Linked DNA regions of Mus musculus: region 1 is linked to region 2. The links are chromatin loops, found by intact Hi-C in ENCODE. Cell type or tissue: left cerebral cortex. All regions are shown on one strand. Each heading gives the region's core, and the rest is flanking DNA. Links, peaks and the distances in the headings are about the cores only. Region 1 has its middle 8.6 kb from the start of Gm43549. Region 2 overlaps Nbea (neurobeachin).

Evidence for each region. Peaks named below come from ENCODE experiments on the same cell type or tissue, not always from the same donor. Only the 100,000 strongest peaks of a DNase experiment are listed, where the experiment ranks them.
Region 1: a loop joins it to region 2, with 2.4 times the contacts of the local background. A loop is called at or near these places in 2 of 42 quality-filtered maps.

The regions. Positions count from the first base shown.
Region 1 is chr3:55,567,345-55,578,408 of GRCm38, reverse strand. No RefSeq gene overlaps it. Among named protein-coding and RNA genes, the nearest start is that of Gm43549, 8.6 kb to the left of the region's middle. In left cerebral cortex, for the core only: a CTCF peak has its summit at 4,231 (motif pointing left); a DNase peak (open chromatin) is centred at 4,199; H3K27ac peaks cover 336 bases.
Region 2 is chr3:55,984,840-55,995,903 of GRCm38, reverse strand. Nbea (neurobeachin) reads left to right here. Exons shown (of 58, transcript NM_030595.1): 25 at 1,848-1,856; 26 at 3,390-3,570; 27 at 4,736-4,866; 28 at 7,829-7,936; 29 at 10,126-10,294. It overlaps Gm31914 (a long non-coding RNA gene), which reads right to left. Exons shown (of 8, transcript XR_003954481.1): 3 at 7,601-7,961; 4 at 7,037-7,104. Among named protein-coding and RNA genes, the nearest start is that of Gm22784, 33 kb to the right of the region's middle. In left cerebral cortex, for the core only: no CTCF peak of the experiment used is centred there; DNase peaks (open chromatin) are centred at 4,941 and 5,856.

The DNA.
Region 1 (11,064 bases), core at 3,118-5,617, 420 kb after region 2:
GTAATTCATGTAATGTATGTTAAATAGCCCAAAGAGTTGTTTCTGAGCTTTAAAACCTGGGGCTGAGAACATAGCAGAACAGACCAGGACATGCCCGGGCAAGCCCATCGCCTCCCTAGCTCCCACCCCTCTGACCTAAGTTAAATGTTACAGGCTGCTGATGTTTAAATGGACCAATCATGTGAAACCGCGCCAATTCCTCCCCCAGCCCCACTCCTTTTCTATAAAACCCCCTAGCTTCCAAGCCTCGTGGTCGAATCCACTGTCTCCTGTTGTGTGAGATACGTTTCGACCCGGAGCTCTGCCATTAAAAAACCTCTTGTTGTTACATCAAGGTGTTGTGTTCTATTCGCGATTCTTGGGTGCACGCCGAATCGGGAGCTGAGTGGGGGTTTCCCCACTGAGTTCTTTCAGCACATGCTGCTGGTACCTCCTGAAGAGGAATGTGGCTGAATTTATTTTCTGAAGTCTTCAGGGTTGCTCAGGGGTGCTTGTACCCATGACCTGACTGCTCTTGGCTCTGTGTGTCTACATGATGCAGAGAGACAGAGAGGGAGAGAGAGAACACAGCAGGCACACACACATACACAGGCTTCTTTCTTGACATGAGATTCTTAATGATTCCCAAGCTGTGGAACCGAAAGGGATACTATTTGGAGTTTGTGTTAGTCCATTTTCCATTGCTGAGGTAAAATGCCCGATAAAACAACTTACAAGAAGAAAAAGCTTGGATTTTTGATCATGGTTTTAGTGTGTGGTTGACTGGTTCCATTGTGTTTGAGGCAGAACAGTATTGTAGGAACACATGACAGAAAAGCCGAATGGGCATGGTGACTGGCTCAGACAGAGCTAGAGAGGGTAGCTTTGGGGACAAGATACACTTCTCTCCTTAAGGACTCCTGAACCACATGCCCCTTCCATCTAGGCCTTTCTAAAAGTTTCTGTCAGCTCCCATGAGGCCATGAAGTTAGTGGATTAGCTCACTGGAAAGGAGGGAACCCCTAGGGGTCCTCACTGAGGAATTCTCCTGCACTGAAGAAGGAGCAATCCCCAACAGGTGAGCACAGAGGTGGGGGTGGGGCCACCAGGTCTTTGAAGGGGAGACTGGCATGTGGGTCTTTCTTTTTTCTTTTCTCTTCTAAAGGTAAATGATGTTTATCATTTTCCTTCGATGCCTAAACATTGGGATGTTAGATTCCTGTGTTTGGGTCAGTACATGGACTTCAGAAGCCGGAATGGATTTTGTGTTGTGTCAAATCCTAAATACCGCAGCCGCCTAGTCCTTGGCCACTTGACTTTCATCGGCCTTCGGGAGTTTGTTTGCATGGGTTGCTTCCTTCATAAAAATCAGCTGATCATATTTTCTTAGTGAACATGATGATGAAAGACAAATATACAGGCTAAGTTCATTGCTATATTCATGATTTCCTTTGATTTTAAGAGAAAATAGAACCATTTGCAGCCCCCCTCCCACCCCTGCTGGGTTCCACACTCGGCCTGGCCCACCTAATGGCTCTGTGGCCCCCACATCTAGCCTGCTGCAGGCTGAGCTGCTATTGCATCTTGTATATCACCCTCATGGCTTCTGTTGGAAGCTAGTCTCTGTTGTTTCTCCATCCCTCTTTCCCTGGGAAAGCATTTAACAGCCAGGTTGAGCCTCGGATGACAGATCACAGAATGACTTCATCAAATCCAATTTGGAAAACCAACCAGTTGACCGGGGTTAGTTACAGAACCCCAGGTGAGGGGTTAGTTACAGGAGCAGAAGCAACTTCTCTGGTAGTTATGTCACCAAAGAGGTTGATGTCACCATTGCTGATAGCTCACAGGGATGCATGACTGCAGCTCCCTGCTTGGCCTTTGGGTGTCATATCTCAGTGAAGAGTTCACTCTTCCCCGGCAACTGTTTGCTGCTTCTATAGCCTGAGAGAGGGGCCTCTTATGCTTGTTAGATTTCTTGTGGATTCCATCAGCCTTCATCCAGGAAGAAGTCTTTGCATCAAGTGAAACATCCCTACCAAGGATGCTCCCCTGCAGGGAAGACTAGCAAAGGCTTTCACTGTCCTGGTTTCATCTCTGTTGCAGTTAACAAATACCAGGAACAAAAGCAATTTAGGGGAAGCAAGGACTCACTTAAGCTTATAGATGACAGTTCATTGGAGAGGGAAGTCAGGATGGGAGCTCAGGCAGGACCCTGAAGCAGGCCTGTTTGTTATTCTATGTAGTATAAGTGAGCTCCTCTGACCAAGGAACTCACTCTGGACAAGGCCATGGGAGTGCAAACAGAGGACACCACAGAGGGCTTTGCTTGTGGGCGCACAGGCCTGTTTATACTCAGCTTGCTTTCTCCTGCAGTGCAAAACTCCCTGCTAAGGAAATGCTGCCTCCCACAGTGGGCTGGGCCCTCCTAAGCTCATTAATAATCAGGATGCTCCCCCCAGGGGACTCTAGGCTTCATCAAGTTGAAGGTTAAAGCCAACCAGGACAATCCTTCTGCATCTAAGCGGATGAAATACTCCTCAGGGGGCGAAACGAAGATCCCAGGGTCTTAGAATCTTGCTAGACAGCGTCTTACAAAGTGAAGACCCCAGAGAGGGCTTACAAACGACACTGAACCCAAGAACTCATTTCATCCTTTAGGCAGTCTCTCATCTGAGGGGCTTTGTGACCTTCATGCACACAGCACTCCAGGGTGGCAGTCCCTTCAACAACAACAGTCAAGTTTAACACCATCGTGGGAAAATCAGAGAGGGAAAAAAAGTATGTTTCTGATGATCAGGTAAAACATGTTCCTGGCAGTCAGTCAGGTGATCAATATAGTTTAGAAGATGAATTGAGAAAAAAATATCATGGTTAAAGATATGGTTCAGGACTTTAGAGTGTACACTGCTCTTGCAGAGGATCTACGTATGAATCCTGGGACCTGTACTGGGCAGCTCAAAACTGCTGATAACTCTAACTCTAGGGGACTATTTTGAACTTTGTGGGCATGTGCAAAGACACAGATTTGCATAATTAAAAAAAATAAACTCCTGTTTCTTTTCTCACTGAGTTTGTAGATGATGCACACTGTGTGTACAGTGGCAAGGAACTTGTCTGAAGCCTCAGCTGTACCTGAGACAATCTCCCAGAACAGGAAAGGTCTAGAGAGAACCAAGCATTTCTTCCAAAGACCATATTTTATGTCAAACTTGGTTGGCCCTCCTTTCTTGGGAGCAAAATTAACTTGAAAACACTACAGGCAAAAATAATATCCATGTCCTTGGCATTCCAGTTGTGTACTGGGTTACCAAACCATCCCCTTTGCCGTTTGTAAAAACCTAATTTGGACAGGTGCTCCAACTGTGCTTCGTTGTAATGGCCAGGAGTAGATAGATCTCACTCCATCGTTGAACTGTAAGGTTCATGCTCAACATACCAGGTGAGTGCTGCTACAGCCTGTAGGATTTTAGATGCATTTCTTCCTCTTGTGCATAGTAGGCCCTCAATAGACAAAGTCTGAGCTTCTCCGAAAGCTCTTTTTGTTCTTGGGAGTTGGGTAGATCTGTCCTTTGGTATAGAGGATCTCAGACATTCAAGCTGTAGTTCATGGTCTGACCTACCTCCATTCAGATCGTATCTCTCAGGACCCTGTCTGATGCCTGGCCTTAGTTTGGAAGTCTTCTTAGCTATGCACAAACTTCCTGCTCCACAGTGTCCTGCCTACTTAGTTCTTTCTTCATAGTGAGTGTGTTTCCGCTTCGAGGCCTGGCATATGAATGACACAGCAGTGCTTGATGACTTGAGAGGCCCCCATCAAAGATGATCCTGACTTATCAAGGTTGGTCAACAGCTGTGCAAAGCGTACTCCATCTCACTGAGTGGTGAATCGGGTTGGCGATTTCCAGCTGGAGTTAGTTTTCATAAGGTGCTTACCTGTTTACAAGTTCAACGCCTCCGGTGTTAAAAGTTTCCCAGTAGAAGCATCTCTTCCCAACAGAAAGAGCTCCTAGGAGTGTGGAGTCCATGATTCTGTTGTTCACTAAGGAGAGATGTGGGAAAGAGAGGAGTCTCCGGTTATCTCATGAGATGCTCAGAGCTTAGGGGGAATCTCAAAGCTTAGCAAGCAATGCACAGCCAAGAAGACTGATTGTACAGGGTGAGTTAGCTGCCTCCCTGGAGTTGGATGAAGGCCTTTTCTGGGCCATTCCCTAGGGATTGGGATAGCGCACAAGTGCCCCCTGCTGGGTTTCCTACTAAACGTCAAAACTCTGAAAATGGTGTCGGTGGGGAGTGGTTTGTCCACAGGAACATCTGTTAGGGCTCAGTGGAAGCTGGCAAGGGGTTGGGGGTGAGCAGCACCTTAAGTGCCTGACCTTGTGGGATGTCTTATTAGTGAGTCTACATTGGATGGAGTTTGTGATTACATCTTGAAGTCCATCGGCCAAGAACCTTGATATAATCTTCACATATACATTAAGTGTAGAAACCAGGGAGGCCCCTCAGAGAGCTGGCCAGATGTTCCAGCAGATGAAAGCCTCCACGGAGAAGAGCTACACTTTCAGGGTCCCCTGGGATTGTCACCTTCAGCAGCCAGAGGGCTGAGCGGTGACAATGAAACAGTCACAGGTCTTCTCCATGGAGATGTGCCACAGGCCAGGGGCTGTGGAAGACCGTGGACCTCCCATCCCTGAGCTCGTAGCAATGAGAAGACTTGTCCTGTGGTGAGGAGAGCTTCTTCATACGCAGACCATGGCCACGTGGTACTGAAGCCCTCAGCACTCTCCCAGTCAGGCAAATTAGGACTTAACCAATGGAGAAAACCAAGCTACTTCTCACTCTCATAAATGTCTCCAGGTATGTATGTGCTAATTTAATATATCATAAGACATCTTAAATTACAGAGTGCTAAGGCTTATAGGTTCATGATTTCTTATATCATAAAATACATTGCTTAAAATAATTTCAAAGTGGCTGCCTTATGCTGGGGATCTTTGCTGCCTGCCAAGTTGGTTGTTTCCTTACATTGATTCTCCTCTGAGGTGCTCTAACGGCTGTCCCTTCTGTGTCCTTAAACCCCTAACAACAGTTAGGATGGATGACCTGTGAGAGAGGTGATGAGGGTTAGGAAAGAGATAGCGTCCCTGATAAGGCAGATAAGGAGGGAGGCCAAAAAGAAGAAAAAAAAAAGATGTTATTTCACTGAGGGGTGTAGTTTGATGGGGGACTGTGTACTTAACATGCTTGGGGTTCAAGGTCCAATCCCTCCCACCACTGTAAAAACACAATGATGGTCAGGCGGTGGTGGCACACATCTTGAATTCCAGCACTCAGGAGGCAGAGGCAAGCAGATCTTTATGAGTTCAAGGCCAGCCTGCTCTACAGAGTAAGTTCCAGGACAGCCAGGGCTGCACAGAGAAACCCTGTCTTGAAAAACCAAACAAAAACCAATCAAACAAAACAAAAAAACCTCAGTGATGATGATGAGGAGGAGGAGGAGGAGGAGAAGGAGGCGGAGGAGGAGGACTCACAGGGTGGAAGGAGAAAACTGGTTCACACAAATTGTCCTCTGACCCCCTCACAGGTTTATACACTTATGCTACACACAACCAACCACCCCAACCTTTGAAACATGAATTACAATTTTCATTTTTTCTAGAAGTGCATGCTGGTTAGCTGAACTGAAAACTTTAAAGTGTCAACGATGCTAAGGATGTGGCACTCTGGGTTCAGTTGCCAGTACCAATTGATGAATGAACAAACAAACAAATAAACAAACGAGCAAATCTGTTTGTTTTACTAAGCGCACACCCACTGCATGGCTTGACCTTTATAATTTGGAACTGTTACCCTACTGAAATGGAGAAGGAACAAAAGGAGGCTGGCTTCTGTCCACACCTCCTCCCACCTTGGGGGTGTGTGTGTGTGTGCCCATGTGTGTGCTTCCATGGTGATCCTGAAATTCAGTTTCACCCAGCACACTTCCTCCTGGCTCCTTGGAAAAAGACCTTGACACATGATTCTTGAAGACAAGGGTACCAACTATGAAAAGCAGGTCATAAGACATAAGAGACGGGCTCCCATCCTCTCCCCTAAATAACTGTCTTCTACCAGACCTCATCTTCGTAGGGCAAAAGAGCCGAATTTGAAACATTTGCCGAACTGAAGCAAAATTGAGCTTTGCCAGGATTCTTACGGCCTTATAAATATTTATATGCAATAACATCTGGGCCCGAGCTTTCGTATCTGAGCTCATGTTTGCTGAATGGTCTGGTTCTGCTTTGTTTTCTGAATGAGAAAGAATCCTGCAGAGGGTGCCTCCAGTTCTGTGGCTCAGCGCTCACACTCGTTTCCCTGATTGTATCTCCTGAGCGCCAAGCTAGAGTCAGGTTGATTTATTCTTCTTATTAATCAGAAGGCACAGAATGAAGCCGAGTGGGGGGAGGGGGATGGAAGGTGGGGGCTTCTTTAGAACTGGCTCACACAGCTGAGGGTTGCACAATTATCTGCAAATGTCAGGTCCCCAAGTCCAGTTTTGCCTGAGCAATATGATGGACTGTCCCCAAGGTCCCAAGTTTCCTCTAAATAATTGCATAATGTTCTCACTTTGTTTTAGCTGAGGACACTTAGTCATGAGAATCGAACAAATGCAGCTTTCTTCAAGTTTTTTTTTCCAAAAGCTTTTCAAGGGCTGAATCATTATTTTTGGTCAAAATGAGCCACGTTTGCATAGTTGGAAAGCAATTATGTCTTTTGCATTCCAAGGACAAAAAAAAAAAAAAGTGTGAAGTCACTCCTCAATTTTCTGTTCTGGAGGAAGAGAAAGCTGTTTAAAAAAAAAAGTAACTCCTTTTTCATTTTGGAAAATGGATTTATGCTTTTAATCTCTTCCAATGTGCTAGAGTCTGTGACTATTCACCTTTGGTAAAGGAAGGACTGACTCTTGCCTTGAAGACCTGGAAAGAACATCAAGATTTCCTATCTCTGTACCTGTTCGCTCTTCAATGAGGCTTGGGCGGTGTTGGAGGGACAAGGCTTCCTCATGCACTCTGCAATGCTAAGAGAGAAAAATCTCTTTCAATTTCTCTAGAGAACAACTGGAACTATAACACATTGTGACAGGCTCCCCAGCTCCCTACAATGGATGCTACAGAAAAGCAAGCCAAGGGGCTGGGAAGAAGGTTAGACCATTAAAGTGTTTATCATAGAGGCCTGGGATCTGGGTTCTGACCCCCAAAAGCCAAGGAATGGAAGTGTGATCCTCCAACCCCAGCGCTGCTGGGGCAGAGGCAGAAGGATCTGTCTGCTGAGCTCGCTGGCCAGCCTGGCAAACCTGTGAGCCTCCCAGTCTGTTGGAGAAGCTGCATCAGAGCATAAGTTACAGGATGAGACACCCAGACTTTGACCTCTGGCCTCCACACATGTGTGCATACCCATACACTCGTGTAAACACACAAACACATAACGGGACAGAATAGTATACGTTAATAAAGGCAGGATTTAAAATGTATTTGTTGCAGAAGGAGGGAGCTGTCAACTCAAAGCAAACAGTAAGTGCTGTCCATTGACTGGAAAGATTTGCCTTAGGCCCAGATAACTGCTGCTCAAGTGCACATACACACACACACACACACACACACACACACACACACACGCACACGCACACGCACACGCACATGCACACGTACACGCACACACACATAGGTCAATGGAGGAAGGTGTTTTGACACAGAGAAGGGAAGAGACTATTCAAAGTTGCTGCTTGGCAATCGGTCTCTCTGGTATCTTTGTTGTGTATAACTGAAGTTGCCAAACATCCTTTTCTTCTTTTCTGTTCATCCACGGAAACATGAAACTTTAATGATTTTTAAAGCGGACTTGGAATCAAATGCATTGACCCCTCAATGACAAGCAAAGCAAACACTATAACATCAAAGTACAGCCCCAAACCTACAGCCCATTCTTTTTAAAAGATTTATTTATTCTATTTCTGTGAGTACACTGTAGCTATCTTCAGACACACCAGAAGAGGGCATCAGATTCCATTACAGATGGTTGTGAGCCACCATGTAGTTTCTGGGAATTGAACTCAGGACCTCTGGGAAAGTAGTCAGTGTTCTTAACCACTGAGCCATCTCTCTGGCCCAACCTACGGCTCATTCTTAAGGGTAGCAGTTTCAAATCCTGGGCCCCTTTGGGTGACTACATTGCCTCTCTTGAAAGCCAACCTGAGTCTCTAGTTTATCTCGAGAAGCGAAGGGCTTGAGGAAGTGACTCCATCCACCCAGCACCCTTATGTCAGCTCATCACCCCACACATGGCAGAAAGTGGAACACAAATGTCCTCACCCTGAATGTGGAAGCTGCTTTTGTGCAAATGTAGGAAAAAACCTTTAGGTAAGATAAGAAGTAGGATTGTAGCCCTCTCCTAATGATTCAGATATTAAATGAACTTTGGGAAAGAAATCTTCAATATGATCCCCATAGGAACACATCTAATATGTAATTTGAAGTTATAAAACATTCCTGCTGCAAGAAAGCACGACGAGGAACCATGAGGAGATTAAATTTATTTTCCTGTGTATTTTGTAAGTGAGGTCGAGAGGCAGGAAGAGAGCCATCGCCTATTTAATACTAATACTCTGACATCGTGTGACTATGTTCTTAGGCCCAGATCCAAACAGTCCTCAGGCCTAAAGAAACCGAAGCTGAAAGCTGAGAACTATCCATCCCGAAGCTGAGCATTCTCAAACGCTTTGTGAAAACTGAGTACACGCACAATGTCCAGAGCCTCCCATGATTTCTAAAGGCTGGGGACTCTGGGAATGTTCTGATGAAAAGAAATCTCAGGGGCAGTTGACAAAACGTAGCCTTTGAAACAGAGACTCAGATTTCAGGGATAAAACAAATGATTTTGTTTAGCCTCGTCAGAAGAAAGTGAATGCTACTTAAAGTTCTGAGTTTGCAGACCTGCTTATGCCTGATGAGTTTCCAGAGGGCATATTAATATGACAAAAATAACGCTTGTAAGATCTAACTTCAATGAAGCAAGAGTTGCACAAATACTTGCCACTAAATGGGATAGAACCTTTTATGTCCTGATGGTTCCGATGGAGTCACTCTCAGAATGATGGCTGTTTGGGTGTTGTGCACTTCCTATGTGTTAGATACTATAGAAAGCACTTTATAAGAATGATATTTTTGTTTGTTTGGTTGGTTTTTGTTTTTTAAAGACAGTTTCTCTGTATAGCCCTGACTGTCCTGGAACTCACTTTGTAGACCAGGCTGGCCTTGAACTCAGAACTCTGCCTGCCTCTGCCTCCCAAGTGCTGGGATTAAAGGCGTGCGCCACCACGCCCGGCTATAAGAATGATTTTTATTACTCCTTAGGGCAAGCATACAAAGTGGAGGTATTCTTGTTTATTATGAGGGAAATTAGGGGTAAAAGAAGTAATGAATTGGCCCCTAGTTCATTCATCTGGTATCAGGCATAGCCAAGATTCAAGCCCAGACCTGTGCTCCTATTAATGAGAGCAGAGGCCTCCTGGAAGGCCTCACTCTGACAGCTCAAGGCCCTTCTTCTAAGGGAGATGGGAAAGAAAGAGAGTACTAATAGAAACAATATTTAACTCAGGTGCCAGTGCCAGGGAAAAGCTGGGGTCTATGAGAAACCTAAGCTGATCAGGTATCTGGTTGCCCCATTCCAGCAATATAGAAGAAAGGAAGGGTAAACACTATATATTGAACAAAACGGGTGTTTCCAAGGATCTATCGGAATGTAGTGAGAAACCTTGAAAGAGAATGTGGTCAATCTGAATAATAGCTAGATCCCATCCAGAGAAGGCAAGGTAGAAGTTCTCATATCACATTGCACTTGGGCAGAGGGAGCTGGGAAAGAGGAGTGTGTAATAGGGGCATCAAGTTCATTGGGGGAGAGCAAAGGGAAGCATTTCTGACAAGCCATAGTGCTAAGATCAATATTATCTTTTATTAAAGAAATTGAAATTGATACGAGGCTTTTACAGAGGCAAATTCACCATGACCAGGAGATGAAGAAGGGGGGTGGGGCCAGTAGATGAGGATAGCAACCGATTCTCAGTAGCTGGGGGAAGGAGAGAAGAAGAAACGAAATTCAATATTCCAGGAGTTAGGACCCCTGCTTGTAGAAAACAAAAGAGCATATGCCTGGTGGAAGAGAATAATGCAGGGAACACATTCAGAGGGCCTTGGCTCCTTCAGTGATCCTTGAAAATGGTCCCGGGGAATCCATGGCCATACACCTGTGGGGCATTGTTACTTGCAGGTTGCTCTGTGAGGTGAATCTGGCCCCTGACAACAGTAGGATAGTATCAAAACCATGATGCTTGCATTCTTGGTCTTGAAGGGATTAGTATCCAAAGCTAATACCTGGGAAGAAAGCAGTATAGATATGTCCAGGGCTCCCCTGCCCGAGTGCTGGTTTGTTTTTTGTTTTTTGGTTTTTGGTTTGTTTGTTTGTTTGTTTGTTTGTTTGTTACTCATACTGGTACTCAAACACATGGATGAGATCAACAGTCCGACACTTATCATGACAAATGGAGTGTTGGTATCTTTTTACAGATTTTTTAGCTGTTTTTCATAGAGTGAGATTAGAGTGACAATCTTGCTTAGATGCTCTCTAAAATAATGTTGAAAAAGCGTGTACCAGACTTTTTCAGTTGACCTCTGTAGTGGTTTGAGTGATGCACGCCCCTCACAGGCTCAGGTGTTGGAACACTTGGTACCCAGTAGGTGGCACTGTTTGGGGGAAATTATGGAACCTTTTGGAAGTGGAAACTTGCTGGAGGGAATGTGTCCCTGAGGGTGGGCTCTATAGTGTTACACTACTTCCAGTTGTTCTCTCAGCTTCCTGTGTGTGTCTGAGAGGTGGGCTTTTGTTTTGTTTATTGTTTTGGGTTTTTTGTTTTGTTTTTGTTTTTTTGTTTATTTGTATTTTGACTTTCTGCATCTACTCTCATGCCTTCTCTGTCACTATGGACAGCAACCCTCTGGGACTATGAGCCAAACTCTTCCTTGAGTTGCCTTTGGTCATGGTACTTTATCACAG
Region 2 (11,064 bases), core at 4,334-6,833:
TTGTTCTGGAAGAAAGCTTTGAATTCTTTAGACTAGTCATACGTGTAAGGAAATGGTGTAAGATAGACTTTAAGGCGACTGGAGATGTACATAGCATTTATTATAGTGAGTAATCTAAATGAGCTGTATTGTGTTGTGATTTTGAATACCTGTATTATTGATTTAAAACTGTATGTTATGGTAAATGAATCACAAATTTGTTTTAAATACAAATAAAATAATAGTTTTAACTTTAATATTCAGGATAAAATTAAAACACTTGGCCTGGGATGGTGATGCCTACCTCAGTCCCAGCACTGGGGAGGTAAAAGCAGATGTCATTAGAATTCTTGGGGAGTTTGAGGCAACTTTGATCTACAGAATGAGTTCCAGACCACAAGACTACATAGTGATGCTCTATCAATCTTTGAATGAATGGCTACACATGGAGATACTCAAGGAGTATGAAGGAAGAAAGGAAGGAAGGAAGGAAGGAAGGAAGGAAGGAAGGAAGGAAGGAAGGAAGGAAGGAAGGAAGGAAGGAGTTTAGATCACTTACTAGGAAGTTTGATCAGTGTTTGCTTTGTGAAAGGGATATTATTTTGTTGAGTTTTAGAGTTAAGTTTTCCAGAGCTAGTCAGTTGAAGTATTTCATTTATTTTCTACCACACTCTTGTTTGTTATGAATGAAGGCAGAGATTTGGAAGGAAACATTGAGAAGAAGCAGAGAACACTGAATCATTCCTTCCTTCAGGGTTTATTGAACTCACTTAAGATTTTAAGTTGTCCATATTGGTCAACCATCCAGAATACTGTGTCAGATGTGGTTTAATTTTTTCTGTCCCAGGAAAAAAATAGAAACTGACATTTCTGGTTTTTCAAATAATTGCATCATCATAAATAAGGAAAGCAACGTTTCCTTCTGTGCCAAGCATGGAGTGGGGTTAACTGTTTATTAGCAGGGTGTAGAATTGAAAAATAGGAGATCTTTGTTTTTTATGTTATGTTTTTGTAACAGTGGTCTTATTGGTTATCTCAGGATTTTTTTATATATCATCCCAATGAAGATCCATGAAATAGCATATTTTGAAGTTTATATTAATATTTATGTTGTACAAACTCAGATAATTGGAATTTTATAATTATTATAAAATATCTATAAGGTTATATTATATGTACATGATTCTTAAAGCTCCGAACTCTTAGGTAGTATGCAGTTCCTTGACCTTATATTATAGGTCATATATAGTTGTATCAGAACTCTTAGGTAGTATGCAGTTCCTTGAGCTTATATTATAGGTCATATATAGTTGTATCAGTGAGTTATTTTCTGACACAAAAAGTGAATTTTAAGTTGTGATGACAAATATTTTATGTTTGTATAACAGGGGTTCTGAATATTTGAAGAAATAAATTATAATATTATTTCCTCATAGAAAAGGTCTAGATAGTCTGTAAGTAGTAATTAACTTCCCTTAGTTGTTTCTGCTCAAGTTAGTACAGAGTTAGGGTTTGAACAGGGCAGTCTATGTTCACTCTTAAAAATGTCTCATTAATTACCCACACAGGAAAGATACTTGTTTCACAAAGTAGAGTTTGCGTTCTTTCTTCTATATTTGCTGTACTTACATATGGATATTTGGGGGCAGTTATTCAAACAAAAGAAATTTAAATGTTTCATATTTATAATCATAATCATGTACTTTATAAAATGACTTCTGAGAACTTTGTTTTTAATAAAATAATCAAATATAATTTAAAATATTATTTTGTGTTTCAATTTTACATGTATTTTCATTTAATTTTAATAATTTCCTTTTTCTTGTACTTTTTTGGTCTGTTGTCTGTTTTGTCTAATGCATGTCCAGGGTTCTAAGGTTAGTATTACTTTCGCAGTAATTTTTAGGCTTTTATTTTAAAATTTTATTTTTACTTAGAAAAATTTTTACTTAGTTATATTTTGAGTTTTCATATCATCTTTTAATCAGGTATATTTTTGTATATTTAAAATTCATTCAGAGTAAAATTTATCCAATATTTTGATGAATTAGTTTTAATCATATCAATAAATTATTAATCATAGCAATAAATACCATAAGACAATTAAAACAATCAATAGAGTCCTATGTGCAATCAGGCTTGACTTCCAATTACAGGATCCGGATGAGATATATATTAAGATTTAGTGAGAATTATATTAAGTAAACTTCATCATAGGATGCTTACATGACATATTTGTAAAATATATTAATAGAATGCAATAAGAATAATTCGGTAGGTTATTGTTCATGTTAAGAATAACTTTCTCTTTCATCTTTGATATTTTAGTACAGGAACTTTGTTAAATTATGTGGACAATATAGTAATTCTGTATTTAGTATTTGTTTCTAATTCACTAGTGTAAAATTACAGCCTGTTTCAGTGGTTGTATTTGTAGATTCTAACTACAAAATAAAGCAATAACTAATATAGTAAGGTAATGCTCTCATAATTTCAATTATTTGAAATGATGAAGCATTTGAGACCATGACTGCAGATATACTAAATTCTAATTTATTAAGAAGTTTTTAGGAATGTTTATTGATCTAAGCAATGGCCAGTGTTTCATCTTAAAACACCTGAAAATAGAAATATAATGATTTTTTTCTTATAATTGTTAAGCTATGGTCACAGCTGTTTAAATTTGATGCTGTGTCAGGAACAAAGCCCAAATATTTAAGCAGCCTGCATTCCCAGGGACAGTGTGAAAGTCAGTAGGAACAGGAATCGATTTCCTGCACCCACCATGTACTTGACTTTACCATTTGGTTAAAAGTAAGATCAGAAAGTTTGGACAGTGTGCCCATTTTCAGAAACTTTGAACAGTATTTTTATTTACACAGCATCTCTTTTTTGCTCTTTTTGGCACTAAGAAAGTTAATTCAAGTTAGAAAATTATCAAAATCATTACAGTGTTATTTGCAGGATGAAAGATAAAGACATGTTGCCATTGTTTGTAACTTATGGACTTACACATCTCTAAGAAACAGAATGGATTTTAATATTCCCTCTAAAAGCAGGAAGTAGGAAGTAACATTTTATCATAGAAATATTTTACTGAAAATTTAACTTTAAGCGTAACAGTGCTACTTCTTGTACAGCTAGGGATTCATAGCTTATCGGTTACGTATCTGAAGGAGTGATCCTTCTAATTCATCTGATACGGTATTTTAAACTAATACTCATTTTTAAATAGGCATTTCATTTATGAATAGTGGGTAGAGAAACAATATGTTGCAAGGTCTTGTGATAGGTGGTAATAATTTATTCTTTATATTCTTACCTAAGTTTTTGAATGACTGTTCTCCTGTAGTATATGCTATGCACCACAGTTCCCAATTTTAAACAAGAGTGATTCTCCTTTTTTAAAGACTGAATTGGAAAACATTGAAGTGACACAAGGCATGTCAGCAGAGACAGCAGTGACGTTTCTCAGCCGACTCATGGCAATGGTTGATGTCCTTGTGTTTGCCAGCTCTCTAAATTTTAGTGAGATTGAAGCTGAAAAAAACATGTCCTCTGGAGGGCTAATGAGACAGTGCCTGCGGCTAGGTAAGTACACTTAGGCAGCGATGCTCACTGTAATCGCAACGACTTGTGCAGCTCTGGGGTACAGAACGCATGATTCAGTTTGGAGATTCAGAAGCTTAGTAACTGTCTTGTAATCCTTAAGGTTTCTCAGTTTAAAACCTGTATCTTCACATTGGAGATTGTATGGAATCATCATTTATTGCTTCAAATATAGTCAAACACTTAGAATTATTTAAAATCAATAGAGCTGATGCATATCATTGAAATGATTTTAATGCAGATCCCTTTGTGAACCGTGTTTATATCCTTGGCAGGCCAACAACTAAGAATATAGCACACATCAGAACCCTTAGCTAGAGTAGAGGAGACCTGAGTCTAATGGCCAGTATTACTGAGGAAGTGAGAGAAACACTGGCCCTAAACCTATATGTTTCTAAAATAATGACTAAATGCTAGTGACAAGGAGTGTAAATTGCTCTGCTGTGAAGATAGCTATTATAACCCTTAGAATGAAGGGTGCCTGAAAGGGGAAGGTGTGCTCTGTAGGGTCACCCACATAGGTGAGGCAAGGGCCCAGCCTTATTATTAACCTTTTAAAGGATATAGCTTATGTGTATATATGTATGTTTGTATAGATGTGTGGGTATGCCTGCCAATGCAGGCACATGTGGAAGTCAGAGGATGACATCTAGTAAGCTTTCTATCGTTCTCTACTTTATTCATTTGGGAGTCTCACTAACCTGGAGGTAGGCTGTCCTATCATTACAGATATGAATATAGGTACACGGGGTTTGACTTAGGTCCCCATGCCTGTACAGCAAATTCTTTCACCTACTGAACCATCTCCTTCTCCATAGACATTTTATGCTATACTAAAATTTTTATTGGTACAGGACATTTGTGTAATGATGACTATTGGAGGATTATAGAGTTAGAAAGACTTGTTTTGGGAGTTTGAAAGACCCTGATAATCTATTTCTTCTGACTCAAAGTACATGAGTATTTTATTTAATGTATATTCTGTATATGTTGTACCTTCATTGTTGAATTTCATAACATAAGATTTATCTAATAAACTATAATAATATCCTTTGACAGAAAAGGAAACACACAGGAAAATAGACTTAAAACATTTTCCTATAGGGCCATGTCAACAATTTATGTTAATATCTTTCTGATTTCTTAGTTTGTTGTGTAGCTGTGAGAAACTGTTTAGAATGCCGACAGAGACAGAGAGACAGGGGAAGCAAATCTTCCCACGGAAGCAGCAAACCTCAGGAAGCTCCCCACAGTGTGACTGCCGCATCCGCATCCAAGGTAATCACCATTCTCTCTGAAATGTGCAGGCCTTTTCATAGTGAGAACAGTGCGTTATGCTTATGCTCTATGGAATGACAGGGGCCTGGGGCTCGAGTTCTGCCTTCTCTGCTTCTTGGCTGTATCTGAATGCTTAGCTCACCTCTTAAGATTTCACTTGTATGTTAATGAAGAAGATACTAGTTATTTCTTCTCATAGGGTTTTTAAAACTTACATTGGCACACAGAACTAGGTATTTCTGGTGTTTCTACTTTAAACAGTTACATCTATTTTCAGAAGTCAGCCTAGAAACAAAGCACATTTTTAAATGGATGAACTTTGGGTAAAAGACTAGTTATTGGCTACCCATCAAATGAATTTTATATAATAGTTTGGAATATGCTGGCAATTTTCATTGCGAATGCGTTGTCTTCTTGTGTCTAAGTGACACAATACTGCAGCAGCTTCATGGCTTTGCAGATTTACATGGCCGCTCTGCGCTTAGCTTCTGCTGCTCTCCTGGGTGTAGACTTTTTCCTGAGTGTGACCTTTCACACATGCAGTAGACCTCATTTACCTCGAAAATAGATTTTAACTTCTTAAACGTCTGTATAATTTTCCTATCTTGAAGTACTTTTCCTTATATTTTATCTGTCTTACATACATTCATGTAGGTCCTCTTAGATATGCTTCCACAAAATGAAGGTTTTCAACACCATTACCATGCCCTAGTCTATGGACAGTTCTTGTGATGGTTTCAGTAAAGCCAGCATGACTGTTCCTCACATAAATGTTCAACATGGACATGGTAATTTTTACTCAACCATCAAAGGCATAACACAGACACTTACTTAGTTTTCTAAGTTCCCTCACTCTGCATTGCTGGAGTTTGTGCTAAGCAGCTGAACATGCACCAAGTCTGTTGGTTATCTAGTGCTGCAGCCTCTGCTTGTTCTCTGCTGTCAGGGAAACAGCCTTGAGACAATATCACCCACATTCTAGTTTACTGCTGACAAGACACCAGAGTGATGTGCATGGCTTGGGAAGCTAAGTATTGGTGTGTCAGCGGTCAGGCTCATAGTCACTCCGTAGACATATTAAAGGGCTAGTTTCTACAGGATTTTCATGTAAACTGTACATCTCTGAACCTTCAGAGCACTTGGAGTTCTCACGTTGTAAAGAAATGTTTCTGAGTTATATTCTCTCTGCCAGTTAGCATAGAGGATCTTGAAACAGATTTCTTTGTCTCCCACATCTCAGATATCCAGAATTTAAAAGTGAATCAGACTCTTAACTTAAATGATGTTGTTTAATTAAAATGCAAAAGTAATGTATTAAGGATAGTGGTTCCTGGAGTGAGGTGCCTTTCGCTTCTCTTTTATTACTTAGAAGATGCATAACTAAGCCACTGCTTAGGACGGCATTAGCTCTTGACTATGCCTGTATTTTTTTTTAAACCAGAGAAACATCAGTGGGTAACAAGAAGTCTTTCAGAATCCGTAAAGCAAGTGTGCTTCTTCTTGTAGAATACAGAAAGCATACCCACTGAGACAGAAATTTGTATTGCTGAGTTAGTGAGTGTGTCTCTAGTAAGAGATTTGGCAGTGAGAAACGGGTAAGTGGTGACACTCAGGCATTTGGGAAAGATTTCACTTGATAGCAAAGCATATTCAGTATAGGGAATAAAACTGAGTGGTGGATATTTTGTTCCTGCATTTCAAAAGTGGCACTTTAGGCAGTAAGCCATAGTTGATTTTTGGTCCAGCCTAATAGCTTTCTGGTATGAATCTGGACACACTTCCATGAGTGGTGTATCTTCACAGAGCATCATTTTCATTCTGGAGCAGAAATTTAAACATGTCTTTGCATAATCTTTACAGGGTCAAATGGGATTAGGGGAATCTTTGTAAAATATAAACTGGTACATATATTAAATTGTTTCAAGTTTTTTTTCATATGCACTATAGATTTATCTATTCTATAAATTATACACAACTTTCCATAATTATTCTATGCTAAATGTATTAGGCTATTTAAATGATCTAGTTGAACTTTGGAGCAGTTAAAGTTTCACATAGACCGGGTAAACTAGGTGATTTTAGTAGAAACCATTTGCAAAAAATATGTATTAAAGTACATAGTGTGCCTGGGGTGAGGCGAACATATAAGTATCAGCCATCAAATACTGACCTTTCTCCTGTACCATGTTCCACAGGAGCTTCACAACCTCCTTTAGGAGTGAAACACCACAATACTGTCTGTAAGGAAGTAGGAATCAGATGACAATCACATGCCTGTTATGTACAAAACTTGTTTTTACGTTTCATATGTATATATTGTCAGAGTTAATCTGCTGGCATACTCAATAACCATAAAAGTCCTAGAGTGAGCCAAAATAACTTGGTGCACTCGATAATATGTGTTATGAATATATTATCTAAAATCCTCAGATTTTTGTTTTTCCAACTATAGAAAATCATTTCAATGGTATATTCTCTAATGTCTGACAACTATAGTAAGGTAGTTTTAGAGCTTACCTTTTAAAAATGAATCATGCATGAAGTAACTACATATGTAATTGAATAATGGTAACTAGTAAAATTTTAATCTCAAAAATATATATGATGGATAAATTAAGGGAATTAAATATATTTATTAAGTGGATATGTTAGAAACAACATTAATCCAGATAAGGGAGATTTGCACTCAGTTCTTCTGAAGGCAAGGTCATTTTTTTTTCTTGTACAGCCTTACCTGCCTTTATGAGACCACAGAGGCATCTATGTTGATAGCAAATCAACATAGAGAAGAGAAAGCCTCACAAGCAGAGAAGAACAGAAAATAAGCCCCTTGCTAGCTTTGATGTCAGTGATTCCTACTCCTCTGAGGAGGCAGGGAATGGTTTGGGAAGCTCAGCCTGTGATGCTCCGAAATAATTTTCTAGAATATACTGTTGCTCAGTAATTCTCTTTTGTTTTCAAGACTCCTTTAGAAAACGTTCCAGGTAACCTTTCTCCCATCAAGGATCCCGATAGGCTTCTTCAGGATGTTGATATCAATCGCCTTCGTGCTGTTGTCTTTCGAGATGTGGTAAGTTACGTATCTGCTTGACTTCCTTAAAAAAGCAAACAAAAGTCAAACAGCAGCAGCAACAACAGCGCTGACACTGTCATTTGTGTTAAGCTGTAACATTTGTTGCTATCATTTCCCAATGTCCTGTCACCTGGATATATTGCATACCAGGATATAATTGATGGTAAAATGGTTGAGCCTTAGTTTTTTCCCAAAGGATTATTGATAGTTTGCTTTTGAAAAATGATATGTATGTGTACAGGGCTGGGGAAAGGCTCTGTGGACTAAGTGCCTGCCTGCTGTATAAACATAAAGACCTAAGTTCAGATCCCTGGCACCTACATGAAAGCCGGGCATGGGGCTGCACATCTGTAATTCCACAGCTAGTGGTGTAGAGGAAACTTCTCAGTCTCAGTTAAACAATTCAGAGTGATAGAAGACACTCGTGTCAACCTCTGTCCTCCCCGTGCACACTCTCAGGTAAGCACAGACACACACGTGCATACACTGTTGCTCACACACTGATAAAGCATTTTGAAACTTAGTTTGTCTTCCAAGATGGGATATAGCCTTGAAACACTAAGTTGACTCTGTCTTAGGTTAACTGGTCCTGCCTTTTACATTCTTTTAATACATATCCACATAATGAATATTTGTTTATTCTCAGTGTTTCTTATTGGGCATAAAAAGTTACCTGATCAGGTATTAATGGATGCCACCTTTGGGTGTGGGAAAACATTTTTTTCATTTAAAATTTTTTAATTATTGTGCATATGTGTACTCATGATGCATGTGTGGAGTAGTTCATACCATATGGAGAGGTCAGAGAACAGCTTCTTGTAGCCTGTTCTCACTTTCCACTTTTATGAGGGCTCCAGGGATTGGACTCAGATATCCAGGCTTGGGCAGTAGAAGCCTTTACCCAGTGAACCGTCCCACCGTCCCACCGGCCCCTACTTTCAGAAATTATGGGATCTGCAGGAATCTGAATTAGAGTGATAGCTTAATAACATTCAAAGAAACAGATCGCTTAAGGAGGGTTTAGTGGAACTCTTTAATCTCTGGCTGCTTATTAAGGCAATTGACCTTTTTATGAATTGTACCTTTAATCATATTGCTGATTTATATTACATATTTTATATTTATTGCTTAAGTTTGTTATGTAATATAAATCAGCAATATGATTCAAGGTATAGTAAATGATGATGAAAATTAAAGGGAGATACTTTCAGTATTAAATGAACTAAAAACTTAAAGGATAATGCTTAGCATTGCAGAAGTGAAGGAATCAGGCTCTTTTATGTAATCATTGTTACATAAGAATAAATTGGACAAGCTTTTTTATAGTTGACTAATATTTTAGAAAAAAAAAGTTCTTTATAATGCCAATGTCTGAAATCCCAACAGATGTACTTGGAGAGTTGTAGCAGTGTGCGTGAGTGGTGAGCCCCAGGCAGATGTGTAGAGTGAGAGCTTTGCCTTTCTGTCAGTGTGCTTGTAGATCCCAAGTCCATATCTCATACTGAGTAAGCTGGGGCCTTAGAAGTGTTTTATAATTTTAGTATATTAGTTAGTTGTATTAATTAATGGTAAGAACTGTACTTTATTTTCAAATTTTTTATAAAACAGCAGTCACATTTACTTTATTTAATTTCTGAAATATATCAGACCTCAGATTAGGTTTTATGAAATTTACATATGCAAATTACCTGTGTGTGTGTGTGTGTGTGTGTGTGTGTGTGTGGTGTGTGTAGAATGCCTTTACACGTGCTCACTTGCCACAGCGCATGGGTAAAGGTCTGATGACATGTTATGGAGTCTTGTTCTACCATGTGTGTTGGAGCCTAGGATCGAATGCAGGAGACTTTACTCTCTAAACCATCTGGGCTGGATCGGAAGATTTATTTCATTTTGATTTATGGTGTAAATGTGTATGTTTTGGTGCCCAAAGAAGTTAGAAGAGGATGTCACACCATAGATGGATGGGTTTGAGATTATTGGGAACCACCTAGAGTAGGTGCTAGACCTGAACTCTGACCCTCAGTAAGAGCAGCAGGTACTTCTAAGTCCTGGCTGTCTCTTATGCTTCCTTCCAGCAACTTTTAAATCAAAGTTTAATGTCTAATAAAACAAGAATAGTTTCTTATACATTGTGAATTTATATTGTAAACATTCTGAGTCTCAAACTGCCTTTTCATTTTCCACAGGATGATAGCAAGCAGGCACAATTCTTAGCCCTGGCTGTTGTTTACTTTATTTCTGTTCTGATGGTATCGAAGTATCGGGACATATTAGAACCCCAGAGAGAGACTGCAAGAACTGGAAGCCAACCAGGTAGAAATATCAGACAAGAAATAAATTCACCAACTAGTACAGGTATTTAATATTTTCTTTCCCTCATTTGGCATTTCACCATCGTCAATTCTTTTTTCCTGCTAACACTTTTGCAAACATGTGTGAACTGTACTTACTCATAGACATTTCAGACATTTACAGAATTGTTAAAGATCCTGACTCAGTACACTGTAGTTCCACACAAATGTGCGGGTTAAGTCTGTAGATACTTGTAATTACTCTCAAGTGTCAGTGAAGCTTTGAGGTTACTGTTTCCCGTTTATGAATGCAAATCATTTGGCTATGTTGTTACTTAATATGCAAGGAACTTATGACTTTCAACAAATTTCTCCTGAAACTTTAGTGAGCATTAAAAATAGGATGTCCTCGTATAGTTGTTGAAAATAAAAATAAGGTAAAATAACCAATCTTTACTGCCTAAGTTAAACATTACCTTCTTTGCTCTTTCCCCTCCTTGCCTTCTTGCTATTAAGCATTTAATATCTAAATATTATACAAATTATATAACATGCAAACAAACATTTTAAATTTTGTACAAGTTGTAAAAGGTCTATACAAAGTAGTTTTCATTGAAAGAATTTTGGAGAAGTAAGCTAATAGACAATAGTGCCCCACATTGGGCTCATTGGCCTCATTTGCACTACACTAATGTTGCAGGAGACTTTGCATGATTGACAGTCACTGATCCCAAGACAGTGAGGCCTGTGAGAACGGAGCCGGATAATGAAACAGTAAAGTCTCATGCAATAGCTACTTTAGCCATAGCTTCAGACAACTTATTTACCTTCCAA